3 separate regions of the Homo sapiens genome follow, and regions 1 and 2 are each linked to region 3. A link is a loop called in an ENCODE intact Hi-C map of the cell type or tissue named here. Cell type or tissue: endothelial cell of umbilical vein. All regions are shown on one strand. Region 1 has its middle 15 kb from the start of LINC01010. Region 2 overlaps LOC101928277 (a long non-coding RNA gene). Region 3 has its middle 11 kb from the start of LINC03002.

What was found. Peaks named below come from ENCODE experiments on the same cell type or tissue, not always from the same donor. Only the 100,000 strongest peaks of a DNase experiment are listed, where the experiment ranks them.
Region 1: a loop joins it to region 3, with 12 times the contacts of the local background. A loop is called at or near these places in 3 of 110 quality-filtered maps.
Region 2: it touches region 3 in a loop (4-fold over the local background); 6 of 110 quality-filtered maps call a loop at or near these places.

What each region holds. Positions count from the first base shown.
Region 1 is chr6:134,419,987-134,424,986 of GRCh38, forward strand. No RefSeq gene overlaps it. Among named protein-coding and RNA genes, the nearest start is that of LINC01010, 15 kb to the right of the region's middle. In endothelial cell of umbilical vein, no CTCF peak of the experiment used is centred here; DNase peaks (open chromatin) are centred at 935, 1,735 and 2,975; H3K27ac peaks cover 4,861 bases.
Region 2 is chr6:134,718,506-134,723,505 of GRCh38, forward strand. All of the region lies in intron 3 of LOC101928277 (a long non-coding RNA gene), which reads right to left. Among named protein-coding and RNA genes, the nearest start is that of LINC03002, 180 kb to the left of the region's middle. In endothelial cell of umbilical vein, no CTCF peak of the experiment used is centred here; a DNase peak (open chromatin) is centred at 1,946; H3K27ac peaks cover 1,814 bases.
Region 3 is chr6:134,548,590-134,553,589 of GRCh38, forward strand. No RefSeq gene overlaps it. Among named protein-coding and RNA genes, the nearest start is that of LINC03002, 11 kb to the left of the region's middle. In endothelial cell of umbilical vein, no CTCF peak of the experiment used is centred here; DNase peaks (open chromatin) are centred at 1,422, 2,232 and 2,792; H3K27ac peaks cover 2,782 bases.

The sequences.
Region 1 (5,000 bases), 130 kb before region 3:
TACAGAACAAAAGGAAAGGGGCCAGGCACAGTGACTAACTCCTGTATTCCCAGCACTTTGGGAGGCCAAGGCAGGCTGATCACTTTAGGTCAGGAGTTCGAGACCTCGGTCAACATGGCGAAACCCCATCTCTACTAAAAATACAAAAATTAGCCGGGTGTGGTGATGCGCACTTGTAATTCCAACTGCTTGGAAGGCTGAGGCATGAGAATTGCTTGAACCTGGGAGGCAGAGGTTGCAGTGAGCAGAGATCACGCCACCACACTCCAGCCTGGGTGATGGAGTGACAGACTGTCTCAAAAAAAAAAGAAAAAAAAAGAAAAAAGAAAGGTATTCTGTACCCTTTTTTTAATGGGGTGAAGAAAAAGGAAGAAGAAGAAGGTGATTTGGGAGAGACAATTACCTCCTGATAGAGGGACACAGCCCTGAGAAGTGGCCCCAGGACCTTTATCCCAGGGAGAGGGCAGTGGTGCCATGGGCCTCCACCCCAAGGCTACAATGGGGTCCTTAGAAGCTCCAAGGGTCTGTGCCAGGTCTCAGCTGAAGAAAGTAGGTGAGGCCCATCCCTTAGAGAAGGAGAAGGTCTAGGATGCCTGCTGAAGGCTTCTGAGCAGCTGGTGATGTCAAGAAAGCAGGGTTTCCTTTAACTCCACCTTGAGCACTTGACCATCAGGCCCTCTGATTAGTCACCTCCATCAGCTTGCTCTTCCCTCTGCTCTGCATACAATCTGCTCCTCTTCATCTTTCAGGCTCAGCTTATATGTCACTTCCTTAGAGAAAGCTGGAAAGTAAACAGCAACAGTGGTATTCAAAGCGGGCCACCACCACCTCCCATGATTCCCTATTTGGGTGCCCTGTTTGTTTCCTTATTTGACGTGCTTGTCTTCTTGGTCTGTCTTCTCCATGAGACTGTAGCTCCCTGAGTGGCATGATGCATCTCTATTTTACAGTCCAGTCTCCTGTATCCAGCACCTATTTGGCCTTCAATATAAACTTGTTTGATTAAATAAATGGATAAGTGATTCAGCCTTGGGATGTCATTCCTAATCCTCACTGACTTTTTCCACCTTATCCGTTCCTCCTCCACCCTCCTCTGTAGATAAGCATTGAAAGAATGTTGGTATTTCCTTCACAGAGGAATTACTCATCCTAGGGAAATGGAATAACCACTTCTCTTCTGAGGTAATGAAAAGAAACGGGTTTTTAGATGGATGGACCTGGGTGCAAATCCTGCCCAGCCATGGTTTATGCATAATACTTGGTCATTTTACTTAATCCTTCTGGTCTTTTACTCAAAGGGCATCATAGCACGTTTCTTCCAGGATTGTTATGATGTTTGAATGAGAAGATATATGTAAATATGCTTAACATGGAGCCTATTACAATAGGGGTTCAATACATTATAGCTGCTGTTATTAGTATGGATGTTATTTGTCTTGCAATGCAACCAAATTGGGCTTCAGGCCCCTTGTTTTGGCTGTTATATTTAGCAGGAAAAATTCACAGAAGTGTTAAGAGGGAAGAATAATTCAGTTCTCAAGAAGAGAAAGCTGTTTTTTTCCTTCTCCTTGAATCAGAAAATCTGTTCTTCATGGTGATAGTTGTGTGAATATCACAATAATATCTGAGTTTATCTTTCCTAGAGTTGGCAAATAAATTGGACCCGAGAATGATGTGTGGAATTCAGCCTTCACATTGTTTATGCTGTTTCTCATTTGAAAACAGATGTGTCATGGGGATTCATAGCATCTGCTCTTTCTTCTGTGTTTATTTTCTCATACATCTCTTCTGTCTCTGACACTAAAATGTAAAGTCCCAGAAGGCAAGGATCTTTGTATCTTCAGTATACCTAATATGACACTTGGCCAATGAGGGTAAGGGGAGGCATTCAGTAGATATATGTTTTTGATGACAGTACTTTACATGTTTTCAAGTTACCTTGTCCTAATTAAATAGAAGGGCCCAGGGGAAAAGAAGATAATAGTATAATGCATATATTTGTTCTATCTAATAACAGTTTAACAGAGATCCAATAACTCAATCTAGAAAAAATCAAAGCAGATTTGCCAGACTTATATGATAATGTGGTTTTGTTCTTTATTAAAAAATAAATTTTTATGATAATGTTTGTCCAATATCACAGTGATTTATTTTATTTATTTATTTATGTATTTATTTATTTATTTATTTATTTATTTTTGAGACAGAGTCTTGCTCAGTCCCCCAGGCTGGAGTACAGTGGTGCGATCTCGGCTCACTGCAAACTCCGCCTCCCAGGTTCAAGAGATTCTTCCGCCTCGGCCTCCCAACTAGCTGGGATTACAGGCACCTGCCACCATACTTGGCTAATTTTTGTATTTTTAGTAGAGATGGGGTTTCACCACGTTGGCCAGGCTGGTATCGAACTCCTGACCTCAGGTGATCCGCCTGCCTTGGCCTCCCAAAGTGCTGGGATTACAGGCATGAGCCACTGTGCTCAGCCTCAATATCATAGTAATTTAAAAAATTTAAGGCTACTTTTAACACAGAATAGCTAGTAATTTTTTTTTAACTTTAACAGAACCAGAAGGTTACTCTGCACCAGGGAAAATGCATTTCCTCTCTCTCTTTCTACCTGTACCTCCCACTTCTGCATTCCACTGCATTATTGGTCAAAGAAAAGCCAAATCTTTATATGGAATTTTTAACTCATTTCCCAGTTATGCTTAGAATTCAAGATAGATAAACCTAGAGGCAATACAATTCCCAAGTACGGTAAAAATAAAACAGAAGTACAGACAGCTATTAGTAAACACGTCTTCATCATGAGCTCAATTTCTTACCAAATGAAAATTTCCTCAATCACAGTGGTGAAAGTACTCAGCAATGGAGGCCTCACATTCCACACCAAAATGAAAGAGACGGAATGCTTGTTTTTGTGGCGAAAAAAATCCCAACACTATTAGTCACTTTTCTAACCAGATGGATAGAATGTTCCATGGTCTATAGATAATGATGACGACCATGAGTTGGTGAGTGACCTGTGAGATGAGTCAACTGGCGAAGCAGTTGTTTTGACTACACCAAACCTAGGGAACTCAGATGGAAGTGGGTTTGGTATTTTTCTGTCAGAGCTGCCACTTTTGGTGTTGGGAGGGTTCAGGAAGAGGAAACTGAGAATAAGTGATTAGATAGATTTGTGGCCATGTCTGGGGAAGACAGGGCAAGGCTGATGCTGTTGGGTGGGAGGTGAGGAAGGACTGGGGCTGGCTTGCACACTCTTGTGTCTGCGTTAACCGTTGCTCTTCTTTTCTGACTGTAAAACACAAGTGAAAGTGTAGGGAAAATGTGTAAGTAAAAGCTATGAAAGATGGCTACTTATGGTTTATGATCCCCAAAAGGAAAGGGAGAAGAGATACAGGAACTTTGCAGGAGAGAATATGACTGTTTTTATTAAACTGCAAAGGAGAATTTAGAAACAAGAAGAATTTGGCAATTGTCGTAGGTATCAGTTATTATTTGTTTAAAGAATTGCCAAAAGAATGTTTAGAAGACATAGTTTCATACAAGAAGGAATTCCTAAGAAGCAGACGTTTTAAATACTGATGAGTTTAAGAAAAGTTGGTCTGTGATGAAAGGCCTATAAGATATTGTTTACTACGTATAAATACTAGCCAGGAGCGGTGGCTCACGCCTGTAATCCCAGCACTTTGGGAGGCCGAGGCGGGTGGATCACTTGAGGTTAGGAGTTCAAGAACATTCTAGCCAACATGGTGAAATTCTGTCTCTACTAAAAATACAAAAATTAGCCAGGCGTGGTGGCACACACCTGTAACCCCAGCTACTTGGGAGGCTGAGGCAGAAGGATCACTTGAACCCAGGGGTTGGATGTTGCAGTGAGCCAAGATGACTCTATTGCACGCCGGCCTGGATGACAGAGCAAGACTCTGTCTCAAAAAAAATAAAATAAAATAAAATAAAATAAAATAAAATAAAATAAAAAATACAGACAGTTCCCAACTTACAAAATGGTGATGCTTTAAAACACTCTTTGTAAGTAGACTGTTTAAAACTTGGAGTCTACTTCTTTATTCATTCATGTTTATCTTTTTATTCAAAAAGGTTATTTATATAAGAAAGGCACAAGATCAGCTTTTCAGTTTCCAATGTATAAAAATAATTCTACTATTTGGTAAAAATGACATAAGTATTTAAAAAAACTACAGTAAGATAAAAGATGAGAATTTCAGAGAGTGAGTGCTCATTGTCCATTAAAAAAAAAATGGTCTTATTTCCAGTTTGACTTACTGGCTCCTAAATTTTGGGCCAAAGCACTATTCTTACACAACTTGAGAATTTGCTGAGTAATTTATTTAACACTGCCCTAACAGGAAAATACAGCGTGGCTTTTATAAGTTTCCTTTTTAGTGCCTTATAATGAAGTAATCTTTGTAACTTTTTTCCCCCTGAGATTACTTGCATATCTTTCAGGGATTTTTGAGACTTCCTTTTATATTTTTAGGAAATATCAGTTGTATCAGTTGTAGGAAAAGAAATTACCCTGTAAGTATTGGTTATATACAACCTTTCATAACCAATGTTGATAAGTAAAACAAGTTCAGCTAGTTTTTTTGTTTATACCATGTTGCTTAAAAGTCATTTTCCTCTGGCTGCTTTTTGATGACATTCATTCATTCAACAAATATTTATTGAGTAATTACTATGCACCAATGTTTTTCTAGGCTCTGGGGATGCAGCATTGAACAAAACACCATGATCCTTGCCCAAAGGAATTGAAAATTCGAATGCAGGAGCTAAATAATTATTAGTAAATATTAATAAACACAGGATAATTAGGATAATCTCAGAGGATGCTATAAAACAGTATAAATGCTATGAAGAAAAGAGAATGGGGGAGGTGATATGACAAGAGAGATCAAGCAGGTGCATTCACCTATAGTGTTGTGTAACTGTGATTCTCTATGACTTTTTCATGACCATGTTAATGTCATCACACTCGG
Region 2 (5,000 bases), 170 kb after region 3:
TATGTTAACAAAGTAGCACAGCATGCCTGGATAAAAATATTACCAGAACTTTATTTTAGTTAGTATCTATGGCTTCTTCCCTCTTAAACTTTTCACCAGAGCTATCAGGAAAAAAGCCAAAGAGAAAGTTTCAATTTTTTTCTCTTTTTTTTTTTAACCTTCTTTTGCAGAGTTGACAACAAATCCCCAAATCAGTTGATGATACAGCCAGTGGCCTGTCAGTCCTGTATAATCCTCCTACTGAAAAATATCCCCTAAAAAAGTCCACAGCAGAAACTTTATTTAATTAATTAATTTATTTATTTGTTTGTTTCTTTTTTGAGACAGAATCTCGCTCTGTCACCCAGGCTGGAGTGCAGTGGCGCAATCTCTGCTCTCTGCAACTTCCTCCTCCTGGATTCAAGCAATTCTCCTGCCTCAGCCTCCCGAGTAGCTGGGATTACAGGCGCCTATCAGCACGCCCAGCTAATTTTTGTATTTTTAGTAGAGACAGGGTTTCGCCATGTTGGCCGGGTTGGTCTCGAACTCCTGACCTCAGGTGATCCGCCCATCTCAGCCTCCCAAAGTGCTGAGATTACAGGCGTGAGCCACTGCGCCCGGGCAGAGCAGAAACTTTAAAGCCACCTATGAAGTATTTATTTATATTCTTTTCTTTGGAATTAAAGAAATCCCAAATATAAGAATAGGTTTTAGAGCTTCCATTGCAAATTCATTGCCAAGGGTAAAATATGATGGAGTAGTTTAAAAGGAACATCTAGTCAACTAGCCATTCTCTCCTCCAGGGAAGGAATTTCTTCTACAACACCTCGTGGCCAATAGACGTTTTTCTTCTACACAAACACTTTTAGTAACATGTGACTTTCTAGCCAACACCCAGCTGTTGGAGTGAAAAATCTAAAAATAGAAATTATTCAACAAAATCACTCCAAATTTGCTTAAATGCAAATAACCTGAGATGCTCTGTAATCCAAAACAACAGCTCCGGAAATAATTGCTGATACGTTTATTGATGCTGCAATATTGGGAGTTCCAAGGTAGAACCCTGTGGAAGAGAAGAAACTCAACCATCACCAGTCAATACTAGCAAACATATAAGCGGCACAGGCTACAAGTAAAGCTCTGAACAAGACACGAACTTGAAAGAAGCCAATGCCAGAAGCCTTGCTCTTGAGATGCTTACAGCCTGAGTGGTCAGGGCACACACACACTAACCCAAGGTCACACAACATTGATGCTAAACAAGTACCAGAAGAAATAAATCTTCACTCCATGTTTTGTGAACCCATTCATTTGTGGTTCCATTTTGCCTCCTACTCTTGTTTCCTTTTGCCTGGATGTTCTGAGCTTTTTATTTGTTTAGCCTTGCTGGATTATATGCATCTTATTCAGCAATTTAGAGATAAGGTGGAGGCACTACTCCGCAGTACAGCAAAGTAGTTAGGAGCTGAGATACAGCTTATCCACCAGTTTCTATAAAATGCCCATTCTGGCTCAGGGTCAACTGAGTTGGCCCTAGCCAACTGCTATGCCTTCTGAAAGTCACCACTCACTGACATCAGACTGCTTAGCTGCATCATATTCGCCTGGCAAATACTAATCTCATCACTCAAAATTCAGTTCCAAAAAACTGCACTGGGACTGAAGCAGGACTCTTTGTGCAAAAATAAACCAGGCATTTCAAAACATTTGAAATCAAATAGATGAAAATGTTGCAATATTACTTTTCAGACATTTGCTTTGTCTAATTTGCTTTTCATTCACTAGTTTACATTTTCTAAAAGGACTTGTATTTTTATGATGTGCATGACTTCCACACTGCCCACAATCAATGTCAAATGAAAGACCTAACTTGTTACCTAGTCCTCTGCCTACTAAAACAGTGCTGTCTAATCAGGCATCTCTCTGCGGAAACAGGCCTTCCTACAGCAGGAAGCAGAGGAAAGAGGACTGGAGACAGCAATCCCAGCGGCTTTTTTGCCAGAAAGGACAAAATGGCTCTTCTGGCAACTCCTGACTCAGGAAATCGCTGAATTAAGTAGTCAATCTGCAGAGTAATTTAGCATGTCATCTGCTTCCTGGCAACAGATATTTGGAAGCATTTTTATTTTAATTCATCTCTGTCATCATCAGGGTTATAGCTGCTTCTCTCTGAGGACCTCAAGGTCAGAGATGTGGGACCTCAAGGTCAGAGATTTTTCTGTAGTTCTTATAGAGCCAGTTCTTTGAGCTTCTTCCTGCCCTGTCTAGGCCCCAGTAGGCTCACTTCTCCTTTGATTTTGGTCAGGTCAAGCAAACCCCTGTCATCAGAGCTAAATATAAGTTGTATGTAAGTGGGTGGAGGCCCTTGCAGTGGGTTCCCTGGAAAATACACTTGTAAGTGTACAAAAGAATGAAGGTGCAATTGCCTGCCCAGGAGTTGCAGAAGCATCATTGTCTGTGGGAGACAGGAAAGGAATTAAGAGGTCAGCAACTCAGGCTCTCATTCCTGCTTCATCACGGACTTTCTGTGTAATGTTGCACAAATAATTTTCCTTCCCACTCCTCCACTTCTCTATTTTAGGCGTGAACAAACATCAGTCATCTTCCTCACTTGCAGACATTAAAGAGAGTTAATATGAGCATGTTACAAACAAATAGCCCTAACTTCACACATTGAGGAGACCAGTAAACACATGCTGTGGGTGATCCTTCTTTATGTGGATAGAGCAATTTCTTAAAGCTGGTGAACATATGTGTCCACAAAATCCCTAAAAGGAATGTGTGTAAAATAGATGTACCAGGACCATGCAATTCTTATTGTACAAATGCATTTGCAGATTGTTACTATTTGGGAATAACGATGGCCTAATCCAGGTGAGGGTAATAATACATCAGGAAGGTAATAATTTTTATCTGGGGCAGAGGTCACTTTGCTCCTGTCTTAACAGGGGCTCTCTATGGCTTCGGCAAGAGGGCCCAAAAATGCATGTCCTGACATTGCAAATGGCAAAACAGAGATCTCAACCAAATATTCATGAAGCACTGTGTTTGGAGTCTCCCAGCATCGAGCCCCATATCTTCAAGAAAAATCTAAACTAAGCTTTTTACATACCTTTATTGCCTTTGACCCTCACAGCAACTCTGTTAAGTCAACAGAATTATCCCAATTTCACAGATAATGAAAATGAAGCTTAAGAAGGCCAAATAATATTTCCATAGATCATATAGGCATTGAGGGGTGGGACTGGGATTTTTAATCTGTCTGATCCCAAAGTCCGTCCTCTCACCCGGTTTCCATTAGATGATGCTATCTTCCATGCACTGTATCTTTTATGCTCTATATGCCTAAGTTTTCTAATCTATAAAATGGGAATAATAATACCTAACTAATGAAAATCAAGAGATTACCTATATGAGGGCATTTTACAGAAATGTAAATTGTTATTCTAATAGTAATTCCACGTTCATCTCTTCCACTGTCAGCCTCATTATTATAAACACATGTGAAAAGTTTATACTAGGCCAGTTATATGGACCTTGCTTGGCACATAACTGAAATGTAACTTTACATTTCATTGACTTTAAGGAATTTACATATTTTAACCCAGTTCAACTATATTTTGAGGTGCTGCATCTCAGGAGTTCTTGTAGATATCTAATTCCACATTAATCATTGATCTACCTTTATATTATTGCTTCAAAAGTCTTATTTAAAAATTCACATATTTTTAAGCACTGTCATATTCTTTACGAAAAACCTTGCATGGAAATCAGATGGTAGCTAAGTAAATGTGACTTCAAATTCATGGATAAATATCAAAACAGGAGACTAATGGAATACATAGAGAGATCTGTTCATGCCCTGACTTTCTTCTAATTGTCTGTAATCCTGACCTTCCCAGTAGACAGAGAGGAATAATATACTCAGAACTTGCCCTGCCCTTCAGGAAACATGGGTAAAACCTAAATAAAGATTGTTTGTGTATGATTATAAACAATTTGCTATTCAAATTCAATAATGGCACTCGGTAGGCAAACTATCCTAAAAACTTTCCTATTAACAACTAAATTCCAAAGTTTAGCATTGCAAAACCACATAATTTGAATACATTTTTGAACCATCTGATGGAAAATTATATTGATTCCACATGTGTAGAGCTTGTAAGTAGCTCAGTAATTCCTTCACTCTTTTCAGACACAAAGTAACGGCCTCTTTAACGGCCTCTTTTTCTTTCCCTCATAGAAAAGTAGGCTATTTTTCCAGGGTCGGGAGAATGTGGAGGAGGGAGGGCTATAATGAAAGTATGTAATTCACTCAGGACTTGTGGGGCAGTATTAGAGATTATGGAAAGATTTGCTTCACAGAATACAGTTCCTGTGGAGAAAAAAGAGTCCCACTACATCAGGAATTAGCACACAGCCATACAACAAGCTGAACTTTTTGTTATTTTAAAAAATCTTCGAGTTATACTGTATGCTTTTCTAATACTGATAGAAAACAGTTTCAGCAAAGTGCACTAAATAAATAGAACAGTGCCTTACCTTTAAAAAAAAAATCTATATTCAGGAGCTATTCTCCTTCACATTTTGAAATTCTTTAGCTGGAGAAATGCTGGGTCATGAGACACAGGGTCATAGCATCTGGGTTTGATCCAGACTTTGTGATCTCTAAATCATCTTATGCCTTTGAATACATTCCAGCACCACTGACTCTACCATGTATTTTCTAACGTATGGGTTCCCGCCACCCATGCTCTGGGACTGAGTTAATAATGGTACTTACAGGGTTGTTGGGAGGATGAATCCAGTATGCCTAATATGTAAAGCACAGAACCTTGCCAGAATGTAATAAATGTCAGGTAAACATTCACTTTTAGTTTTGCTGTTATTATTGCTTAGATAGTGGTTGCTAAATAATGGAACCTTCCATTTCAATGTCAGTGCCATATCATTTAAAGGTAATCAGAGTGGAACTAATTACATAGCCTCCTGAGATATGAACACACAAATATCTTCAAAAT
Region 3 (5,000 bases):
TGAATCTGACTCCAAATTGTTGCAGCATACCACTATAGTAGCTCAAAAAGAGCAAAATCACTAATGAGAGGATAAAGGAAACAAAACATAGGTTATGAAAAACAACACAGCCTTGGAGAAGTTGCAATGTAGGCAACTTGATGGAGAAGAAAGAGAGGAAGCAATGGGCCTCCAAAAAGAGTTGGTACCCTATTACAGAAGTGCTTGAGAAGGCACCACCAGTGTATGGCATATGTGATGGTTGTCACTGTAATTATTTCTATACTATTGCATCTGAGAGTGGATCCTTCCAAAAGTAAAAAATCAACTCTATTTTCTACTTCTCTTTCCCCATTATATCTCATCCTCTACTCTTATTTTTAATTAACTCAGAATAAAATTTTTGAATCTCTCATCTAGCCCACAGTTAAAGTGTTGACATACCACTTGTTGAAAGTAATTCATCTTCAGTTTATAAATTCAGAAACCAATTGGTAGCCCTCAGATCATCATGAAATTGACTAGGTTTTCATCATCAAGTCTCTTGCTCATCTGACAGGACTATGCATCCAAATGGCACCATTATTCCTGATATTCTTTTTCTGCTGATAACAAAGTTTTAAAGTTTTTAGAATTGAGAGCTTTCTCTGGAACAATGTTTTCTATGTAAACCAAGAAAAAAGGAGAGACACATAAATTATAGGTGTGTAGTTTTGATGAGATAAACACACCTTGAAGCCTAGTATTTAGTAGCATAAGAACCTTATGAGAAACTACTTTTTGACTTGAGGAAAAGTAATAGAACAAAGGTAATCCCTGATGACTGAATGTAAAAGTTTTTAAATTTTTGTTGTCTCTCTGCACATAGAAAAAAATCCCTCTAATCCCAAACTACTGGTTTGGAAAGTGAGCTGTAAAGTGGGCGATTTTAGTACATTCTCCTACTCAGAAACACTGTTAAAACAGAAGCAATGGGATTTGAGAGCAAAGGGCCTTCTGTTCATCTATAAGCTTTCATTTGGATCACTGAGTTTACTTTTTGTGACTACATGGACTCTTTAAAAAATAATAATTCATATTTACTTCAAATTTTTATGTTCTTAAATTGTTTTTAGTAAAAAAAAAATAGTGTCTAAAGAATTGGATCAGTGAATGCAGATGAAAGTTTGAATTTGTATTGGATGATGCTTTAAACTACAAAACAGATATAATTCTATGGTCAGAGGGATTGAACTTGAATTGTTTTTAAAAAGAAACTTGAATATTAGACAGTTTTCAATACTGTTTATAGCAATAATATCATGTAAATGTGGAAATAACTTCTTCAGTTTGTCCCAATCTCAGCACCTGGGGGTGAAGTTTTATTTTTATATCCTCTATGTTATTAAATGATAACATTTAGTAAAGTCACATTTCATTGTGACTGACAATATCTTATGAGAACAGAGCTTAACAAAACAAAGCTGAAAGAAGAGTTTTGGCTTTGCTTCATATTTCATTTCCTGTCCATAGCTTATTGTTATCAAGGATGGAGAGCCTTTTTACATTCTTTAGAACAGAGAGTTCATTTACCATTAGTAGATATTTATACCAGAGTGAGTGAACAAATGAAACTGTAGCTTTTAACAATAATGAAATAGCCCATTTAAGACAGTCTTCTCTTCAGTCACTTTTGGGGTAACTAAAGCTTGAGTTAAGATGGCTCTATTACACCAAACTATTTGACTTATTTTTTTTTGAACATTTTGACCCTCAAATATGTATCAGACCTTTCTTTTTCAATTATTTTACTTTATACTAAAGATTATCAAATTCCAGGATAAAATTTCCAACAAGGTAAGAATAAAAGTTGAAGGATTGTGGTCAATAGAAAGATCATTGGTTTGTTAGGGTTTTGCCCCTTGCTGACTTTAAAAAACCATTTACTGGATTTTGAAGTGAATTTTCCACTCACAGAAAAAGGACTTATGGAAAAATAACATTCATGTGGGAAAAAAAAAAATCAACTCACTGCTGCATCATCATCTCTACAAGGACAGGTAAGGGAAAAAGCACTTATTATTTCTCTGGCTGTAATCAAAGAGATTAAGAGAAATTTTAATGGAGCACATTTTTGTTTTAAAAAAGAGAGAAGAGGCACAGTTTGAAACCATCAAGGATTACTTCCTGTATAGAAGAAGTCAGCTGCATGCATACAATAGCGAAGAAGCTACGTTCCCTCCTGGAGCCAGACCAAGGTCAGGAATTTCAATTGTGATTCCTGACTCATGGAAAATTCTGACGCATTTTATATGTGTGAGGCTAGGTACATGCAAACCCACCAATTCATTAGCACCATCAGTGTTTTCACTCATTACTTCTTTTTTTTTTTGAAACTAAGAAAGAGCATAAGTGGAGGAATGCTAAATTTATAATACATTAGAACACAACCTCCCCTCCTGATTCCTCCCTCTTAGTTTTAAGACTTTCTCTGATATTCATGCTATTAGGGTTTGTCCCACAGTCTCAAGGTCAAATACTAGCAAGTGTTCTTAGTTGTTTCAAGCTATTTAAAACTAATTGTATTTAAGTCATTGCATATATTATTTATGGGAATGTAAACTGTTGCAATTGTTTTGAATGGCAATTTGGCAGTATCTATCGAAATATCTCCTCTGCCAAGAGACTTCCAGTTTCAGCTCTGATGTGTAAAGAGCTTGGAAGCTGTCATTTCCATCCTTACAACAAGATCAAACTGAAAAACTGAAAATTATCAACTTTTCTTGGACCCATCAGAGACGTGAGGAACAAACTCTGTTCCCATTATCCCTGCAAAATTCTGGAATCCAGAAATGAGTCCAGCTGAGATCTGCTCACTGGAAGCAGCTGCCTCCGGAGTTCACAAACTGGTAAGAACGCTTAGATGGCAATTCTGACAAATTGCTAGAGGCTGAGTGTGCATTTGCCTAGGAATGAGAAACTCTTAGGAGTCATGACCTTAGGGTTGAAACACACAAACTCTCTCTGAGCAGGAGTACTCCGGGAAGCCAAAACTGAAGAAGAGACCAAAAAAAGTACACTAGAGGAATTTGAAGCCTCTGGCACCTTAATTACCTCAGATATTAAACACAGCCCAGCACCTAGCAGATTAGCATAAAACCTCACACTAGAGATCAATATACCTCTGTCCCTATTACCCAGTATGACACATCTGGCTTTCCACACACACACAAAAAAATTGTAAGGCAAACCAAATGCAAGAAAACGCACAATCTAGAAAGATAAAGCAGCCTCAAAACCAGGCTCAGATATGACGCAGACATTGAAATCAACAGACAGGGAATTTAAAATAGCTATGATTAAAATCTGAGGGTACTAATGTAAAAAATAGATAACATGCAAGAACAGATGGGTAATTTAAGTGGAGAAATGTAAACTCTAAGAAAGAATAAAAAATACTAAAAAGAAAAAACACGAAGATAAATGAAGGATACCTTTGAGAGGCTTATTGGTAGACTGGAAATAGCTGAGAGAAGAATCAGTGAGCCTAAGTTAGATTAACAGAAACTTCTCAAACAGAAATGCAAGGAAACAAAAGAATTTTTAAAAATAGAACAGAATATCCAAGAACTGTAGGATAATTTCAAAAGGCATAGCATACATGTAATTGGAATACCAGAGGAAGAAGAAAGAGAGAATGGAGCAGAAGAAATATTTGAAGTAATAATGGCCAAGAATTTTCCAAAATTAATGACCAACACCAAGCTACAGATCCAGAGAATTTAGAGAACATGTAGCAGGATAAGTACCAAAATATCTATACCTAGGCATATTATTCAAAATGCAGAAAACAGAAGACAAAGAGAAATTCTTGAGAGAAGCCAGAGGACACTGGGTGCTGTGGCTCACACCTATAATCCCAGCACTTTGGGAGGCCGAGACAGGTGGATTACGTGAACCCAGGAGTTTGAGACCAGCCTGGGCAACATAGCGAGACACCGTCTCTACAAAAAATTAAAAAATTAGCCAGGCATGGTGGCATGCACCTGTAATCCCAGCTACTTGGGAGGCTGAGGCAGTAGGATCATCTGAGCCAAAAAGTTCAAGGCTGCAGTGAGCCATGTTTGTACCACTGCACTCCAGCCTGGGTGACAGAGTAAGACTCTGTCTCCAAAAACAAAACAAAACAAAAAAAGCAAAAAGCAAAAAGCCAAAAGCAAAAACATGCCAGAAGGAAAAAAGTCACCTCATCTACAGAGGAATAGGAATAAAAATTATAGTGGACTTGCCCTTAAAACCAGTATAAGCTGGAAGAGAATAGATTGAAATATTCTTTTTGTTTGTTTGGTTGGTTTGTTGTTGTTGTTGTTGTTTTTTGAGACAGAGTCTCACTCTGTCACCCAGGTTGGAGTGTAATGGTGCAATTTCGGCTCGTTGGAACCTCTGCCTCCCGGGTTCAAGCAATCCTCATGCCTCAACCTTCTGAGTGTCTGGGATTACAGATGTGTGCCACCACATCTGACTAACTTTTTGTATTTTTAGTAGAGAAGGGGTTTCACCTTGTTGGCCAGGCTGGTCTCAAACTCAGGGACTCAAGTGATCTGCCACCTTGGCCTTTCAAAGTGCTGGAATTACAGGTGTGAGCCACCGTGGCTGGCCTGAAATATTCAAGATGTTGAACAATAACAACAGCAAAAAACACTAACCTTGAATTTATACCCATTGAAATTATCTTTCAAAAGTGAAGGAGAAATAAAAACTTTCTCTAATAAACAATAACTGAAGGAATTTATTGCCAGAAGACTTGTCCTGCAAAAAAAATGTTAAAAGGATGGAAAAGGGATAGAAAAGAAGTTTGATTTTACAAGTGAAGAAATCTGACTGTTATTTCTCGTGTACTACTTGCATATACTGAAGGCTGATACCATAGGGAACTATCATATCACAAAACAATCTCTGAGCCTGAGTATGTATTTGCATTGTGATGCTCAGTGTGTTGGTAAAATGGGTAGCAGAAATAGTCCTGGAACCCATGACCTCTA